Regions from separate parts of the Homo sapiens genome. Here region 2 is linked to region 1. A link is a contact called in ENCODE Hi-C data. All regions are on one chromosome and are shown on one strand. Each heading gives the region's core, a stretch centred on a gene start or an enhancer-like site at or near the end of the contact. The rest is flanking DNA. Distances are from core to core; before and after follow the strand shown.

What was found. Hi-C counts contacts between places; a loop is a spot of excess contacts on that map. Pooled maps may share reads with other maps.
Region 2: a loop to region 1 is called in a map of CD8-positive, alpha-beta T cell, with 8 times the contacts of the local background. The contact joins the promoter of FAM174A-DT here to the promoter of SLF1 in region 1. A Hi-C loop is called at or near these places in 2 of 168 maps with a recorded cell type or tissue (CD8-positive, alpha-beta T cell and naive thymus-derived CD4-positive, alpha-beta T cell) and 8 of 50 pooled maps.

What each region holds. Positions count from the first base shown.
Region 1 is chr5:94,614,912-94,621,079 of GRCh38, reverse strand. SLF1 (SMC5/6 complex localization factor 1) reads right to left here and starts at 2,411. Exons shown (of 21, transcript NM_032290.4): 1 at 2,315-2,411. KIAA0825 reads left to right here and starts at 2,476. Exons shown (of 21, transcript NM_001145678.3): 1 at 2,476-2,580. RefSeq lists enhancers at 1,690-1,799, 2,190-2,369, 2,680-2,859, 2,598-3,462.
Region 2 is chr5:100,531,632-100,537,799 of GRCh38, reverse strand. It overlaps FAM174A-DT (FAM174A divergent transcript), which reads left to right and starts at 2,557. Exons shown (of 5, transcript NR_172939.1): 1 at 2,557-2,639; 2 at 3,648-3,720. FAM174A (family with sequence similarity 174 member A) reads right to left here and starts at 2,426. Exons shown (of 3, transcript NM_198507.3): 1 at 1,836-2,426. The coding sequence starts at 2,269. RefSeq lists an enhancer at 2,168-2,467.

The sequences.
Region 1 (6,168 bases), core at 1,162-3,661:
AACATAATTATAAATTATTTTCAGTAAAATAACAGTGCCTAAAATTTCAAAGCATTTCTAGAAACAATCTAAAGAGTGCTCTTTTTGTCTAATGAGAAACAAAGTTTTCATTATTTTCCTCTCAAAAGTGATTTGGTATCAATCATTAGAGTGATTCATATGAGAAAGTCTTTCTTCCTCCTCAAAAATAACCAGACAGTGTATTTTAAATTTCAAAGTAATTTTGATAGAAAGTATGAATTAAGTGAACTTAAAAGTTCCAGGGTTATTTTACTTTTAAGCAGTAACATGCCCTTATAAGGTGAAAAACAGTACATAGTACATTATACAGATATATTTTCTATTAGTATATTCAAAGAGTCAACTACAAGAGTAACAGATGATGTCTCATTTTAGTTACATTCTTGAGAGAATTCGTTTTGTTTAGGGTTTATTATTCAAAGCCAACACAGAATTTTTTATTTTACTTTCTAAAAAAGTTTTATTTAAATGGTGAAAACCCTACTTTAGGGTAATATAATCAAGATACATATAATAAGGAAAGTACTAATAAATAAAAGCTATACTATTGGTTTCCCAAAACGCAATGTTTTTGAACATCAGTGGAAAATGTGGATGCTTATTACGAAATCTTCAGTTCTGAATTTTGATTATGAAAAGTAACCACATTTGATCATCTTTTCAATGACTTTCACGTGATCCACGCTTTATGCTTTAGGGAAGCAAGAAAATGTTAGGTTATATAATTCAATTTTACTTAATAACGCATAATAAAATCTGGATTTAGAAAACAGAATAGGGGTTTATTTGCAGTACTGAAGGTTCGCTGTCTTTACAATAAAATTGACTTAAACATTCAAGTATTTGAACATCCTAGTTCCTTTAAATTAAGAATACTCAAGAGTTACCCGGTGGCTCACGCCTGTAATCCCAGCACTTTGGGAGGCCGAGGCGAGCGGAACACTTGAGATCAGGAGTTCGAGACCAGCCTGGACAGCATGGTGAAACCCTGTCTCTATTAAAAATACAAAACATTAGTCGGGCGTGGTGTCGCGCACCTGTAATCCCAGCTACTCGGGAGGCTGAGATAGGAGAATTGCTTGAACCTGGGAGCCGGAGGTTGCAGTGAGCCGATAGGCACTGCACTCCAGCCTGGGCAACAGAGCAAGGCTCTGTCAAAGAAAGAAAGAAAGCAAAGGAAGGAAGGAAAGGTAAGAAAAGAAAATAAAGAAATATACTCTTTAATATAAATTCACCTCATACTAGCAACTTAGGTATTGAACACCTGCAATATACGTAATCAAACTTTCCAATAATGAGAACATCTTGCACATCCACAGGTATTTCCAAGAATTGAGGCACAACGGAATAACATAAACCAAAAAGTCCACAAGGTGCATTGTCTGTCACACATACATTGTAAATTCAGTTCAAATGTTCATTCCCAATATTTCAACAACAACAACAAAATTTTTTAATAAAGTCATTCGTCAAAAAAGAGGCTGGCGCCTCCAAAATCAAGCTCCATCTAACTCCTGAGTCAAATAATGATATGAAGTACCCGAGACGGACCAATTTTTTTTTTGTCAATATTTAATCTGAGGCTTTGGAAGTGGAAGAAATCTTAAAATAGCCACTCAGTCTTGTTTCCAGCCTTCAGGCAGCTGAAATATAAACCCCAGGAACACAGACCCTCCCTTCAGCGAAAAGTGTATGTGTGTATGTTTGTGTTTAAAGGCCTATAGCAGTCAGAGATAGGATCACTGCCGTTTTAGCAGTTTAAAAAAAAAAAATTCTACTAGAGAGGAAAGAATGACACAATTTTCTTCGTCACAGGAAAGTGGGCCTGGGGTATCCCAGCCACCTTCGCAGACGCTAAGTTATGGAAAGCAGCCAAAATTCTGGTATCAGGATGAGGCGTCCCCATGGGTTCTATGGAAACGAGAGACGCGGGGGGCCTAGCGCCTTCCAGGCGGCGGGCCGAGCGGCAGAGCTGCGCAAGCAGAAGCGGGGGAAGTGGCTCAGCCCAGTACTGCAGAGGGGCGCTCGGTGGCAGTCCCCGCAGCGGCACGGGCGAAGCGTCGCGGGGTCTGCAGCTGCAGCCCACCAACTCCGGCGCCGAGCGCGAAGTCGGGAGAGCTGGAACGAACTGCAGCTGGAGAAAGCGCGAGAGCCAGACACCGCTGCCGCTCACCCCAGCCGCTTCCTTCCTAGCCTCACAGCCGGGAGGCAGAAACTTCGGAGGTACCGCCCGGCGAAGAAACATCCCCACAGAGACAGAATACACTGTGTCTTCCTAGCTGAGCCCCTTTACCTTCCCGGTGTCTGGGATGCTTCCTTCGGTGGCAGCGGCGGCAGGGGCGACGACTGCCGCTGCAGCACTCAACTGCTTCACGAATCCGGGCTCTGGGAAACAATTTCCCGCCGCGCGCTAGGCAGCCCCGGAAGCGATAGTACCATTTCCGGGTGGTTGTCAGTGACGCTCCGGAGCCGTCGCCAGGGTGGTAATACCTGGTGCAGAGCTTGAGTCTGGCCAGCGGGTCAGGCTCTTGCTAGATCAGCACCGGAGGTGGAAGACTGGTAAGTGATTTTACTGGGTTTTCTCCTGCGCCTGATATTAATGGCTGGCCGGGGCTCTGTGCAGCATTATGGCCAGCCCGAGAAGTGAGTGGGCGAGGGTGGAACCAGAAGGAGTCCCCATCAAACCCCGTGGCGCTTGACACCCAGTGCAGCTGGAGAAGGCCCTGGGATCCCGGCTTACCGTCTTATCCACTCGCAAAATCTGTCTCCGACTTGGAACTCGACCTCGGGTCACCAAGTGTCCCTGGGCGAGGCCGAAGACACCGTGTACCGTGACTCGGCGTTGTGCCGAGTTTCTCTACCAATGATCAACGAGTTTCCTATCTCCCATTGGCAGCGTTTGGCCACTCTTGATTCCTGAGTACTGTTTCCGTAGTTCTGGGGTGCCGTGCCTGGAAGGCAGGAGGTTGGCTGAAGAAGACATCTTTTACAAACATTTAGGAAGTGAGATGGGGAGGTTCCTTCCTGATTTAGAATTAATTGAAGGTTCCTCCCGCCATTTGAATTGGATGAGAAGAACGGTCTTTGTTTTCATGGCTGAGACATAAGAGAACAAGCTTGTAATTTCATGCTTGGGCATTAGATGCATTTTTGGAAAGCAGTGATCAGTAAGTATGTGTGCTTTCAGAAAGGAATGCTTGCGTTCTGCTCCAGGCTTTGTCGATAATGAAGGATTCAGGAGAATTTTGGATGGAGGTCTGAGGTAGCCAGAATAGTTGTAAAGAGAAATTGCTTCCGACAAAGGGATAATGTGAGGAAAGGTGCTCATTTAAGATTTGAAAGATGTGATGTAGTGAACCTTGGCGACTTCTCTTAAGTAATGCAATTTCTTAGGTAACTAGTTTTCACTTGCCACCTTATATTTAGATAATTACCTCCCCACCAACCCCCGTAAAAGGCAGCTGACTGTTATTTTTTCAAAACAGTCAGTTCCCGAAAGAGTTGTAGGTACTATTGCATTTTTTTTATGGGTATGCTCCTCATACCCATAAAAACATTTTCTTTATCGGAGCATACCGATAAAGAAAAATGCAATATGTTCAATTCAAGGCCCCTGTTAACACCAGGCCAGTGTCTTCTTAACCTTTTGAGAGTAATGCAACAAACCATATTTAGGACAGCACATTGATTTTCTGGCCTTGTTGGTTAATAATTCAACAAACTTATAATCGCCCCATTAATCCCAATCTTGACATTTTGTTGAATCTTGTATTTTTTCTTTATTTCTCCAGTTGAAAGTATTATAAATTACTTCAGGGATATTATGTATTATATCTGTACAGCAACTAGTTTTTAGAGGCAGTGATTTCTCTCTTTGAATTGCTCTTGAATGTAGCCAATCATTAATACTTACCCCAAGTAGATACTGTCTGCCAGGCACTTTACATTTATTATTTTATTTAATGTTTAATAAAAAAAGAAAATCACAAAAATTGTATTATTTCTATTTTGCAAAACATTTTATACTGAGACCCAAAGAGGTTGTGATTTTCCATAAATTATACAATTAAATGGCACAATTAAAATTTGAATCCAGTCTACCTGACTCTAAATTTTGGCTCTTTTTACTGTGCTCTATACCTTTATAAGTAAACATAACAGTATCATTATTTTCACTCCAGGTAAAAATGGATAGATAGTATGTCACATTTAGAAATCAAGTGGATAGCAAAACTTGAGGATAAAAGGGACTTAAGGGATGTGTTCATCACCATAAGGTAATTTTGACATCTAAATAATGCAGTTTCTTTAGTGCCTTTATCCTTGGCCAGTTTTATTATCCTAATTCAAACAAATGCCTATACTGTACATTAGCATAACACTTGGGGCAAATGCAGAAGATCTGGAGACCATCAGCAAGCATATTGGTGACTGAGTCCAGAGTATCAGCTAACTATCTCTTTAGACAGCTTTTCACACACACATTTGTATACATGTATATTTGTGTGTGCATGTGTGTGTGTGTGTGTAGGGAGAAAGAATGAGTAAATGAGCACAAATTCATAAAATTCAACTTTGTAATGATTTATAAGGAATTATTAGCAAAACTGTGCTGTTCCACTCACGTAACCCTCAAACAGATGGGGATTATCACATAGTTTCAGGAATATGCTTTATTAAACCTGCCCATCCCAATACCCAATTCTATATAGAGAAACAGAAATAGCCTAATTTTCAGAGAATTTACAAAAATTTAGTTGAAATGACCAATACTAGAAATGACATAGAAGTTAATTCTAAAGAATATCCTGTTTTACAACTGTATAGGTATAGCTAGCCTGAAATACTAATGTGTATTTGATTACATTGCATTGACTTGTAGGCAGATCCCGTAGGCAGATCTCAGGGATATTTTGCTATCAAATTTCAGTGCTTATGAAGTTTGGGATTATGTCTGTTTTGTTCGTCATCTCAAACCCAGCATCTAGCACTGTGCCTGGCGTGTAATAGAAGCTCAATAAATAAGTCAGGAACCATGACTCATGACTGTAACCCCAATACTTTGGGAGGCTAAGGCAAGAGGATTTGAATCCAGATCCTCTAAATTTTGGCTCTTTTTACTATGTTCTATACTTCCTTTAATAAATAAACATAGGTCACAGTGAACTATGATCATACTACTGCACTCTAGCCTGCACAACAGAGTAAGACCCTGTCTCTAAAAAATAAAAAATAAGCATTTATTGAATGAATGATTCCTTTTTAAAATGTTATTTATCCACCGAGAAGTATTTGTACATTTTTTAAAGGATTTACCACATAAATAAATATTTATTTTTACTCACCTTGCCCCTGAAATACAGTGTCCACTCCACACTCATTCATAAAAGGCAATGTGCTGTCCTGCAAAGAAGACTGGACTGTGAGACAGGAGATGAGAGAATATCTAATATTTTTCTGTGTTTATTCTCTGCTATTCAGTGTTAAATTACTCCTTACAGCACAGTGGGTAAGTATTATTATCCTCCTTTTACAGATGCTAAAACTGAGGCAAAGATAAGCTTTGTAAATTGTCGTAGGTTACGCATAGTCATTAAACACAGCTATGATTTGAATGAAGGGCTCTGATCCCAAAAGCGATAATCTTAACCACTTTGCTAGCCTCCAGTTGAATTTTTAATCCTGGTTCAGCTGCTAAATGTGTGCAAAAGCTCTGGGTATCATGTTTCTCATCTATAACATATAGGAGTTTGATGGATTATATTATCTGTAAGGTCCCTCCTACCTCAAAAATCCTCTGACTTTAGTTGACTCCTAAGTATTATCTGAATATAGCAGTTCTGGAGTGCCAGAAAACCCTCATCAATTTTGATGTGTTTTATGTAAGCTTTTATATGTGTTCACGTCTTCCACATTGGTGGACACACAATCATGTTTTTGCAATAGGAAGAATAGAGTTAAAAAAATCACAGCCATGCTTTTTTTTTTTTTTTTACCAGCTATGACACTAATAAGTCACTGAACCTTTGTGAGCTTATGTTTTCATATGTAAAATGGATCCATAGGATTGCTGTGAGCGTTAAGTGGGTTGACTTATAAAGCCTCAAACGTGTTGTCTGATACACAATTGCTGATAAATAAATATTG
Region 2 (6,168 bases), core at 1,308-3,807, 5.9 Mb before region 1:
ATGCATTTTTATAGGAACTATGTACAGACAGCAGTAAATAACAGTTATATAGTGAGGAAAATAATTTGTTTCAATATTCTTTTAATCTTTCTTTATATTAAGAAGAAAGTCTCAGTTTGGTGGTAATATGCTTTTAACACTTAGAGTGTGAGTGCAGATTTGCTAGCCTTTGTGAACCAACAATATCTAGCTCAAATAATATTTCTTACAGCTGTGGTTCTCAAATATTGCTTACGCCTGCTGTTTTGGATTTCTTTACATTCTTAAAATTGTTCAGGAACCCAAAATAACTTATATTTATGTGAATTACACATATCAACTTTACCATATTAATTAAACTTGAGAAAACCTATACTTATCAACTGATTTAAAATAATAGTAAACACATTACAAGTTAACATAACTTTTATGAAAAACAACTATATTTTCAAAAAAGAAAAAAACGTAAAAAGAATGACATTTAGATTCTTATTTCCAATTCCCTTTAATATCTGGCTTAAGGTGATAGGAGTAGATAAAAAATAGAAACAAAAAATAGGAAATGGATAGATTTTTATATTTACTTCTGCATTAAATCCTTTGCAATGTGTTGTTTGGTTGAAGCATACAAAGTAATTCCATCTTCGCACAGATATAAACTTGGAATGGAAAGAAACATTTTAATAGCCTTTTTATATATGAGTGGTTATTCCTTTATGATACTACTACACCAAAACTTGACAAGCAGTTTCTTAAAGATTAGTTGCAATGTGGAATCTGAAACAATATCAATGAACTACTTGTACCCTATAAGCCTGTAACAGAATGTATTATTTTGAAAATAGTTTTAATACTGTAGATGCCCTGAAGAGGTCTAAGTGAAACTCCCACCTGTGTGGTTCCCTGGCCCACATGTCAAGAACCACTGGCTTACACTATTTTTTAACTAGCCAAGTGATGTTGGTTTTCCATTCATGATAATAACGACTTGTTTAAAAGGAAACTTTTGCTTTAAATAATCAGTTTAAAGAAATATGTTAAATTACAATACAGAGGGTATTTATGGGAAAAACGTGAATTTTGAAAACAATAAACAAACATAAGCTGCAAACCTACCCTCTACACTTATTTTATAATGAAATAAACTGCTAGACAGCTTTCCCTCACCTTATCTCTTTGCTGGCTTCTCCTAATGGTGAGGTCTTGGCTCTGTATGTCAACTCTTCAGGAAGGTGATTCTCTGCCACTTAGGTGGCAGATTAAAGGGCAATACTAGGAAACACTGATAGTAAGGAAGAACTTTTCTTCTCCTGAATTTTATAAAAATAAAATATCCATAAGGCACCTCTATATTACTATTAATCCACTCAAATATATATTGATTTCCTATTAAGTGGCAGCATTGTACAAATAATTTGTAAGACTCACAAACCTACTAAATAGATATCCTGTCTTTAAAGAGTTTGCATTCTGATTGGCAAAATTTTGACCAGTTAGGTATACAAAAATTTAGACTAGAAAGGTAGAAGTATTACAAGACAGAGTAGTCAAAATTCTAGGGAATAAAGATTATCCTCACTTCAGAGAAAGGGTGCCCTTTGAGGCTGACGTGGGTTGTAGGTCAGATGAAGAGATTTGGAGGTAGGGCACTCATTTATAAACAAAAGGCAGCAATTAGTTATAGGTTTAAATTGCTCCAAAGGTAACAGGCCTTTAAGAAAGTCAATATCATATTCTTAAGCAGGAGTCCCTGATGCTGGGGAAGGGGGAAAGGGTCACAGAAGTCAGCCTTGCTGGAGATCACCGGCCTGCGTATCTCAGGCCCACGGGGGTGCCCCACCGAGGCTTTGCCTCACCTGACCGTCCTGACCACGAAGTACACCAGCACCGCGCCGCTCACCACCATCAACACGGTCAGGGCCCGCTGGGTCATGGGCTTGTCGCCAGGGTTGGGGCTCACAGCAAGGCCGCCACCCACCGAGCCTTCCCCGGCCTTCCCTCCGTGATCGTCCGTCTCAAGCCCGGCCACAGGGTTGCTGCCATTGCCTCCCTCGGAGCCCCGCGGCCCCGCAGCTTCAGCCAGACCACGGCCCGGCTGCTGGGCAGGGGTAGGGCCCGGTGGCAGCGGCGGTAATGTCCGTGGTCTAGGGTCAGGAGGCCCAAGACCTGGCGCGGCCTCGGCTGCCTGCAGCAGGACTGCCAGGGGCCCGCTTAGTTCAGGCAGCAACAGCAGGAGGAGGACGGAAGCCAAGAGGTGGCTGAGACAGCAGCAGCACTGCGAGGCCTTCATCGTTCCCGGACCGCTCTCTCACCACCCGGGAGCCGCCAGGCCCGCCACGCTGGCTCCAAGAGGGACCATAGGCGCGGTGGAGAATGAAGCAGAGGTGACCAAACGCCAGGGAGAGGCCCGGTCGTGGCAGGTGGCAGAAGCTACAGCAGTGGCAGCTGCCCGGAGAACCGGAAGTTCGTACATCTCAGCGGCCACTGCTGCTAAGGACGCCTTCGGTTGCTAACTTGTAGGGGCGGATGCACTTGGTGACGTCAGAGGCCTAGCGCCCAGTGCGCACGCGCACTTGTGTAAAAAGCGAGGACGTGACCGTTTTGGAAGCATTGTTCTTTTCACTGTTAGTGAGGAGCGGTCAAGGATGCGTATTAAGAAAGTAAGTAGACAAAAAGAGATTGTGTAAAATGTACAGCAACTCTCTCATGCAGGAACCCTGAGAGATTGGAAACTCATAATCTGAATTCATTGGTGTCAAACTGCAATAACACATTTAATCTGTAAGCCAGAAGGGCTTAGTTTTCCTTAGCTTCATTACAAGCTTTAAGCAGGCTTTTTTTCCTGCCTATGGGTCCCTGACCTCCCTTTCTAAAGAGCATTTGCTTGTAATGAGTTCATGTCCTTTGTAGGCACATGGATGAAGCTGGAAACCATCATTCTGAGCAAACTATTAGAAGGACAGAAAACCAAACACTGCATGTTCTCACTCATAGGTGGGAATTGAACAATGAGAACACTTGGACACGGGATGGGGAACATCACACACCGGGGCCTGTCGTGGGGTAGGGGGGAGGGATAGCATTAGGGGATATACCTAATGTAAATGACGAGTTAATGGGTGCAGCACAGCAACATGGCACATGTATACATATGTAACAAACCTGCACGTTGTGCACATATACCCTAGAACTTAAAGTATATTAAAAAAAATTACTTTAGAAAACTTTACCATTGTAAGTTATTTCTCTTCCCTTTTCAGATGTAAATATTTTTTAAAGCTTCTGGCCAGTTATATAATTGAAAACTATCTCAAGGGTATGGAAAGCCATCATGCCTTTGAAATATAATCAGCAAGGAAGGTAGTGGGCCATCTCTTATTTTGTGTGAGAGGAAAGGAACCTAACTGTTGTAGGCTTCTCGCTTCAAGTTGTAAAACCACCTCCTGTCATGGAGGAGAAAATTTACTTTTCCTTTGGGTAAAGTCAATCAGCAAACTCAGGTGGCCGGTGATCTTCCCAAAATAGCTCTTAATAACTCTCCACTCCTTTTTTTCTTTTAGAGGAGTTGAGATTAGAAGAGTTTTATCCCCTTTCCCAACAGCAGTAGTCTTCAATAATGTCTTCCTTGCCTGTTTGACTTCAGTAATATGGAACTTCAATTTGTGCAGATAACTAGAAGTGGCCGCATGATGTACCTCTCACCAATGAGATGCCTGTCAAGGGTATACGTGGGTCTTTTGAGTAAGTTATTGTTTTCATTGCTAAAAGAGAGACAGATACAGGTAGATATATACAGAGAGAGAGCCAGAAACACACACACATGCATACACACACCTACCTCTCTCATTATTCCTTTCCCCCTTTCACTTGCCTGCCCTCTCTGCACAGAAAGTTCTGGCCCTAACCTTGAAAAGAATATGACCCAGCTAGTCCTCTGATCCTAGTAGACTGTGGGATATCTGGCGTAAACTATGACTAAACCTATAGCCTGGCACCAAATGCAGCCAAGGTTAGCTTAAGTTAGTCAACCCCAGCTTGACCAAAGAAGTGAAAAATAAATGCTTATTTGCTGTATGCCACTGATATTTCTATGGTTATTGATTATGCCACATTATTCTAGCAATAGTTGATTAAGAAGCTAGAATCAAATCATGGTATTAATTAGGAGAATATAATAATGTGGCAGTAACCTGATACAAATTTCTCATTCTGAGATTTTTTCCCCTTATTTATGTATTTTTTTTTTATATCCTGTGCTTGGTACAACTTGTTTGCAAGCCAATTGATAACAAGTAAATGAACAAGTATATTAAAATTAAGAGAAAAATTCATAAACAACTAATTTTACTTAGTTTGAAAGATTGTATTTCACATAGATATTTGTGCTCAAAATTGTAACTTTCTATTGCACAAACAAAACACAGTATCTTCTCCTAGGAAAATTTTTGTTCATTCCCATGACAGATTTCAAGATGTCATTATATAATGATGTTTTACAAACAATATGGTATTCTAAAAAGAGCACAGTAACTTCCAGGTATGTTGCCTGCTTAAGATCACTTTTGTTGAGAATTGAGTATCTCTGAAAAATCTGATTTTGTTTTTGTTGTTGTTGTTTAGTTAGTTGGTTGCTATATCAGGAGAGATCTGTACTTAAAAAGTTTATCCTGGCAGTAATATAGCCATTTTAAGTGAAGGTAGAAAGTGCTGGGCACCAAGCAGGTTAGTATATAGTCCTAGGGCTATAGAGGCCTGTAGGATTGGATTAATGGGAAAAAAGTTAGGGAAATGGACAGGATATGACAATATCTGGATGCAGGTAGTAAGGGAAAGGAAAGAGATTCTTAAATTTCAGTGTACATGAAAATCACTCTGAGAGCTTGTTAAAAATGCATATATAGTCCATGTCTCCACTTCCAAAAATTCTGTCCAGAATTTCTAAAATAGTGATCTAGAATCTCCAATTTTAACAAATTCCCTTTCTTATTCTGTTTTGGGTAATTGAGAGCTGCATTTTGAGAAACATTAGAACATAGCTTTCCTAATCATTTGGAAACAATAGTTTGATTCTAAGATTTCAGAATCATTTAGCTCTTTGCATGTCCCAGTTATTGCCAAGGACTGCTGCAGATGGGAATTTGGGGTAACAAATGATACCAAGGTTTTATGCCTGCACATCTGGGAGAATGATAATGCCATTAATCAAGATGAAGAACATGACAAAATCAGATTTTGGAAGGAAGGAAAGATAATGCACATTTTCTTTTTTGTCATTCCTTTTTTTTTTTTTGACAAGTTGAATGTTGGACTTTTTTGGGAGGAGGCATTAAATACTAACTCTATTCTATTTTTTGGGAGAGGCATTAAATACTAACTCTATTCCATTTATAATGTGGAATGAAGTTCTGAGTAAGGAAGATGGGAAATCAAAAGGGCATTTTATTACTGATAAATGCCATTTGGAAGCTGACACTAGGGTGTACCACAAATGGGCTTCTTTACACTGAAACTCAACATTAAGATGCCTAATCCTTGCAGTTCTGCCAGCCAGAAGCAACTGCCTTACCCTGCTCCCTGAAAGCAGCTAAGAGACAAACTATCCTGTCCACTCTACCTAAAACAGCAGTTTACAAAATTTGTAGTATAGATCTTGTATGTTTCATTTATAACACACACTTAAGATTCCAAAATTAGTGTGATTATTTTTACCACTTGAACCTAAGTTCTATGAAGCAAGGGTCAATCTCATTTATTCACTACTCAATACTCAGAATTTAGCACAGTGCTAAAAAAGAGTATATCAAAAAAGACAAAGGTGGGCATTACATGATGGTGAAGAGTTTAACAGGAAGAGCTAACTATGCTAAATATATAAGCACCCAATACAGGAGGAGCTAGATTCACAAAGCAAGTTCTTAGAGACCTACATAGAGACTTAGAATCCCACACAATAGTAGTGGGAGAATTTAACACCCCATTGACAATATTAGACAGATCATCAAGACGTAAAATTAACAAAGATATTAAGGACCTGAACTCAGCTCTGAATCAAGTGGACCTGATAGATATCTACAGAGTTCTCCATCCCAAAACAACAGAGCATAACATTCTTCTCATTGCCACATGACACTTACTCTAAAATTGATCAAATAATCAGAAGTAAAACACTCCTCAGCAAATGCAAAGGAA